2 separate regions of the Homo sapiens genome follow, and region 1 is linked to region 2. A link is a contact called in ENCODE Hi-C or POLR2A ChIA-PET data. All regions are on one chromosome and are shown on one strand. Each heading gives the region's core, a stretch centred on a gene start or an enhancer-like site at or near the end of the contact. The rest is flanking DNA. Distances are from core to core; before and after follow the strand shown.

Region 1 (2,956 bases), core at 138-2,637, 42 kb after region 2:
GCAGCCCCAATTTCAGCCCCTTCTCTGTTGTTTGCACATTGCCTCAGCCTCCACTTCAGGCAGTCTCTTCTGTCTGCCTTATTGCCTATATAAGCATTTCTAAAACTTTAACCTGCCTACAAATCATCTGGGAGTCTTGCTAAAAATGCAGATTCTGATCAGTAGCTCTGGGGTGGGGCTTGAGATTCAGCCTTTCTGAAAAGCTCCCAGAGGGTATGGATGCTGTTAGTCCATGAACTTCACTGTGAATAAGGAAGCCCTACATCAAACCATGGCACTGCTGTTCATTGCCTTCCAATTGTTTCACATCCTCTGTGCATGCCATAATGCTTAATTCAATACTGTGTCCATGGACGCTGGTTCTAAGTGTTTGGTGGGCACCATGGAAGCTATCAGAAAATCACAAAAACTAACCTGATTCTTCAGTTTCAGGAATTGGAGCTAGGATCATGGACAATTAAAGAGAAGAAAACCTCTGCCCCTCTCGCAGCCCCAGGATGTCTCAGTTTCAATTCCTGTGTTGAAATCCCCTTCTCCTCACCTGTTCTTTCACCTTTTTGTCTTGGCTTCTGTAGAAGGATTGAAACTAACAACCTTTGAGTTTAAGTACTTAAAGTAATTTCCTTCTTGCAGGTTTTGAGTTATCTACATGATTCATCTCCCCCTCTGCTTTTTGAGAGTCTACAACTCCCTGCCCCAGCAAGCCCCCAAGCCCACTCACTCCTGGGATGTGTCACAGTTGCTTTGCCAGTTCCCTGGGACTCCCCCTTGCTCTGTGATATCAGCCTTCTTTCTGGAATAGAGAAGACGTGGATGCCTGCCCCATCCACATCTCACTAATCCTTTCTCTGTTGTTTGCACACTGCCTCAACTGGGGATCCTGTGTGCCGTGCTTTCTGCAGAAGAGCCACACAGCCTCAAGGTCATGGAGGCTGTGAACATGGGTGGGACCAAGACGCAGCTCAGAAACAGGTGGGTGCTTATTATTCCATTGCTGCTCGCCTCACCCAAGGTCACTGAGCAACGTCTAAGGTGTCATAACTGACACATATGAATCAATAGGTGACCGGAGGAAGTAGGGACTACCCTGGGCCAGGGGCAGGGCAAATGGCTGGATGGCCAAATTGCATCTGAAGGAGTAGCTGTCACATGAAGAATCCTACACAGGGGCCGATGGTGTGTCCTGACCCAGGTTTCTGGTTCCATCTCGTAACAGCTTAATCCACTGGGTGGGGCCTGGCAGAAAAAGTACAGACACCATCTAAATCTGTGTACAAAATCCAGGTGATCTGTCCTTTTGGGCCACAATGCAGAGTGTGAGTCTAAAGAAAGCTGAGGACATCCAAGATGAGGGGAGAGGGCCTTCCACAGCTAGGCAGGATTTCAGGGCCCCCTACTGGGCCAGAGATTTAAGGATGCCAGAGTTTCTTTTCCCTCCACAACAAAGATAGCCTGACAATGTATAAAACTAAAATTTTATGGCATGTTGTTGTAGGGGGTAGAGGGGTTTGAAAGAAAGTGCATATGCTTTCCTCCTTCATATTATTATTTTTTAAAGTGTGCTGAAAGCAGTGTTGCAATCTGATTGTTTAATCTAGCACAATTTGCTTTGCTAGAAGTAACCTTTTTGAGGGAAACCTGCTATCTGTGGTATGAAATCTAGTTCCTGATCTCATCAAGGTGTGACTTTCAACATGTCTCTACTGGGTTATCTGTCTTTTTCTTCCAACTTTGTAAGAACTCTGGATATTGTAGATATCAATACTTTATTCATCATCTTAGTTGCAAATTTTTCTTTTGCAAAAATATTTTTGAACTGGCTTTGCTGTGACCTATTTTGTTCTACAAAAAGTTGAACAATTTATATACTCAAATATGTTTACCTTTTTACACAGCTTCTGGATTTCTGAGTCAATTATTGCTGAAATAGGGAAACACTATTAATTCTCGTATGGTCCAGAAGGTTTTTTTTTTCCAGATAGACTTGGTTTTTCTAGGTATATGGGCATGCAAAGTTTTACCAATATTTTTCCTTCTTGTTCTTATTGCATTTGTTAGACTCTCTAAGACAACATTAAATTTCAATGGTGATAGCAGGAATCTATGTATGATTTCTGAACTTAATTGGCTTAGTTTTAATATTTTACCATTTGGGGTGTTTTTTTGATGATTTTAAATAACAGAATTTATCACAAAAAATTCTATTTAGAATTTTTATTGGGAATAATTGCTGGATTTTATAAAATAATTTTTCAGTATCTATTAATATGATCATTTGGGGTTTTATTCTACAGTTTGTTGATTGAATGCATCGAGAGAGTAGACTTCCTAAGCTGAACCACGTTTCTATATTTGGGTAACATCACTTGACCATAGTATATATATTTTGATATATTGCTGAATTTCATTCACCAATGTTTTGACTATTACTTGTGGACTTACATGAGATTGATAAACAGTTGCCTTTTTTCATTCTATCTTTAAAATAGTCTGGCTTCATAAAGTTGAATGGGAAGTTTTCCATCTTTTTCCGTGAGGTGGAATAATTTAAATATGATAATATTATCTCTTCTTTAAAGGGTAAGTAGAACTTAGCTGTGAAAATATTTGGTTCTGGTACCCTTTTAAAAAGTAGATATTAGTTTACCTTTCTAATTTTTCTGTGTTAATTGGCCTATTTATATATTCTACTTATTTTTGGGTTTTGATAATTTACATTTTTCTGGGAGATCGCTCATTTCCTTGAGGTTCCCAGTGTGTCACCACAGAGTTGTATGTAGAATTCATCTACGCTTTCCTTATCCTTTCCATTTTTCTACGTCTCCTCTCTCATCCTGAATAAATTGACAGTTTGCAGAAAGAAAATGCTAATGGCTAACAAACATACAAACATTCTCAAGCACAGTAATTACATTAAAAATGAAATATCACTTTAGGCCCATCATATTAAATGTAT
Region 2 (2,700 bases), core at 35-2,534:
TTATTGAGTTGAAGGTGTTCTTTATGTATTCTGGATGACAGAATACATAAAGAAATAAATTGACCATATATATAAGGTTTTATTTCTAGACTGTCAATTCTACTCCATTCATCCATTGTCTATATTGATCAATATGTCTATCATTATGTCAGTAACACATTGTCTTGATTATTATAGCTTTGTAAAAAGCCTTAAAATCAACAAGTGTAAGTCCTCCAACTTTCTTCTTTTCAAAGTTTTGACTATTCTGTGTCTCTTGCATTTTCATATAAATTTTATGATCAGCATATCAAATTCTGCAAAAACATAGCTGAAATTTAATAGAGATGAAGTTCAACCTATAGACCAATTGGGGGAATTTTTCCATCTTAATACTGAGGTTTATTATTTTTTTCTTTATGAGTCCTTCTGTTTTTTCTTTCCCACCACCTCTAGTATAAGGCTTCTATCCTCAAGGTCACTTGGTGGTCTAAAATGACTCTTGCCCTCATGCCCATATTCAGACAGCAGAAAAGAGCAAGTGAGGAAGAAAAAATGTCAATGTATCCCCTTGCAGGGTTTAACCTGTCTTTCCAGTTATTGATATCAGGTTAGAATTTTCCCTTGTCAGAATTTTCCCTAAACCTTTTTCACTCTGATATCCCGTGTTCTTCAACATTTAAAATCCTGGGTTATCAAAGTCTCATTTGTAAGCCTCATATCCCATGCTGTAAGTAAGTCTTGACCCCATAAATTGATGGCTACATTTGCCACATAAGGCTGGAAAGTCCAGAGTGAGCTTAAGGTTGTAAAAATTCTTTAATAAATAAACAGAGTAACCTTAGCTCTCTGAGTGCTAGTGAACTCAGATCGAGTGATTGAATTATGTGGTCTCTACTAGACTGCAGCTTTTCCATGTTTACCAGACCCATCAGTAAACAGTGTTAAAGCATTAGGTATGGGGGAGTGCAATACCGCTTTGAATTGCCTTTTACTTAAAGGAATCCTGATGATATCACAGTCATAACTGAGCAATTGACTGCATTAATTATCAATATGGAAAGCTGAAATAAGTAACAAGAAGTTTAAAAAGAAAATCTGAAAGCATATCTAGAAGGAGAGACTTAAATAATATACTTTAACCATGTGCTTAAAGCCACAGGCAGAATAGCTTAGATCTTGTAATTGAGTTTTCGGGCTGACCAAGTTTATGGACTTCAATCTGGCAAACAGTCTTGAAAACAGTGACTCACTAGCTGAGGAACTCAATTTAGGACTCTTTTAGCAAGTACAAATCAAAGACTATCTAATCAGTGGGTTAAGACAGTGATTCATGCTTATGTTTTCACTACACTTACATACAACTCTTTTTCACTTTCTGAGAAGGGCACTGCCAAGACCAGCGTGGTTGTGGAGACCATAACCCAGAGGCGCTAGAGGAATTCAAGACACACACACAGAAATAAAGGGTGGGAAGTGGGAAATCAGGGGGCTTATGGCTTTCTGAGCTGAAAGCCCTGAACAGAGTTTTACTCCCATATTTATTGACAGCAAGCCAGTGATAAGCATCGTTTCTATAGATCATAGATTAACTGAAAGCATTCCTTATGGGAAACAAAGGGATGGGCCAAAACAAAGGGATGGGCTCTGGCTAGCTGTCTGCAGCAGGAACATGTCCTTAAGGCACAGATTGCTCATGCTATCATTAGTGGTTTGGGAATGCCTTTAAGGAATTTTCTGCCCTGGGTGGGCCAGGTGTTCCTTGCCCTCATTCCAGTAAACCAACAACCTTCAAGGTGGGCATCATGGCCATCACAAACATGTCATGGTGCTGCAGAGATTTTGTTTATGGCCTGTTTTGGGGCCAGTTTATGGCCAGATTTGGGGGCCTGTTCCCAACAGGGCACAACATTTTTACCTTCTAATTTAACAAATATCATTTAATTAGGTTTAAATTTCTTCTTTAAAGCGTAATGTGTGGTTTTACATGCCTAGCTTTTAATTACTCTTCAACTAATTCATGGGCCCTCTGTAATCTCTTTCCCTTCAAAGGTTACTGTTTTACTTAAATTGAATTTGGAAAGCTACATCAGGGATAGGAGAGAGATGACAATAGTGGCCATTATTAGAAAAGATGCTTTTCAAATTCTTACATTTTACTTACATCTTAGCAGAGAATCATAGCCTGAGATGTAACACATGAAATTTTGCAATGGGCTGCCCACAGAGCCAGAGGGCAGTGGTGCAGGTCCTGGGAGGTGGCCACATTGTACTTGTTTAGGCTTTGCCTGTGTCTGTGCTGCTCCCTTGCTCCTTTGCCAGAGGGATGCTGCCGTCCTGGGCAGACCTTGTTGGCTTTGTCGCTGTGAGCTTTTCTGCCTCTGAGCATTTTCTCCTGCCCACTGCCTGCTTGGCCACGTGGTTTTGGCTTCTAATGCCTTTTTCTTATCTTTTTATAAACATACACCTGATTGCCTTGCCGATTTTGCATTACTGAGCAGGTTAAGAGCTCTCCTTCTTCTTCTTTTTTTAGATGGAGTCTTGCTCTGTTGCCCAGGCTGTAGTGCAGTGGTGCAATCTCAGGTCACTGAAAGCTCCAAGCTCCACCTCCTGGGTTCATGCCATTCTCCTGCCTCAGCCTCCCAAGTAGCTGGGGCTACAGGTGCCCACCAACATGCCTGGCTAATTTTTTGTATTTTTAGTGGAGACGGGGTTTCACCA

What was found. A loop is a pair of places that touch in the nucleus more often than their neighbours do. ChIA-PET counts read pairs that join two places held with the same protein, here RNA polymerase II (POLR2A). Pooled maps may share reads with other maps.
Region 1: a pooled map shows a loop between it and region 2 (2.6-fold over the local background). The contact joins two enhancer-like sites. A Hi-C loop is called at or near these places in 2 of 168 maps with a recorded cell type or tissue (B cell and naive thymus-derived CD4-positive, alpha-beta T cell), 14 of 37 single-sample maps with no recorded cell type and 15 of 50 pooled maps. POLR2A ChIA-PET finds 5 or more read pairs at or near these places in 10 of 52 experiments (CD4-positive, alpha-beta T cell, CD8-positive, alpha-beta memory T cell, MCF 10A and 6 more).

What each region holds. Positions count from the first base shown.
Region 1 is chr3:46,291,927-46,294,882 of GRCh38, reverse strand. No RefSeq gene overlaps it. Among named protein-coding and RNA genes, the nearest start is that of CCR3, 51 kb to the right of the region's middle. Within about 2 kb of position 1,387, at least 2 of the 41 ENCODE cell types and tissues checked have a DNase peak (open chromatin) inside an H3K27ac peak, as active enhancers do.
Region 2 is chr3:46,333,860-46,336,559 of GRCh38, reverse strand. No RefSeq gene overlaps it. Among named protein-coding and RNA genes, the nearest start is that of CCR2, 19 kb to the left of the region's middle. Within about 2 kb of position 1,284, at least 2 of the 41 ENCODE cell types and tissues checked have a DNase peak (open chromatin) inside an H3K27ac peak, as active enhancers do.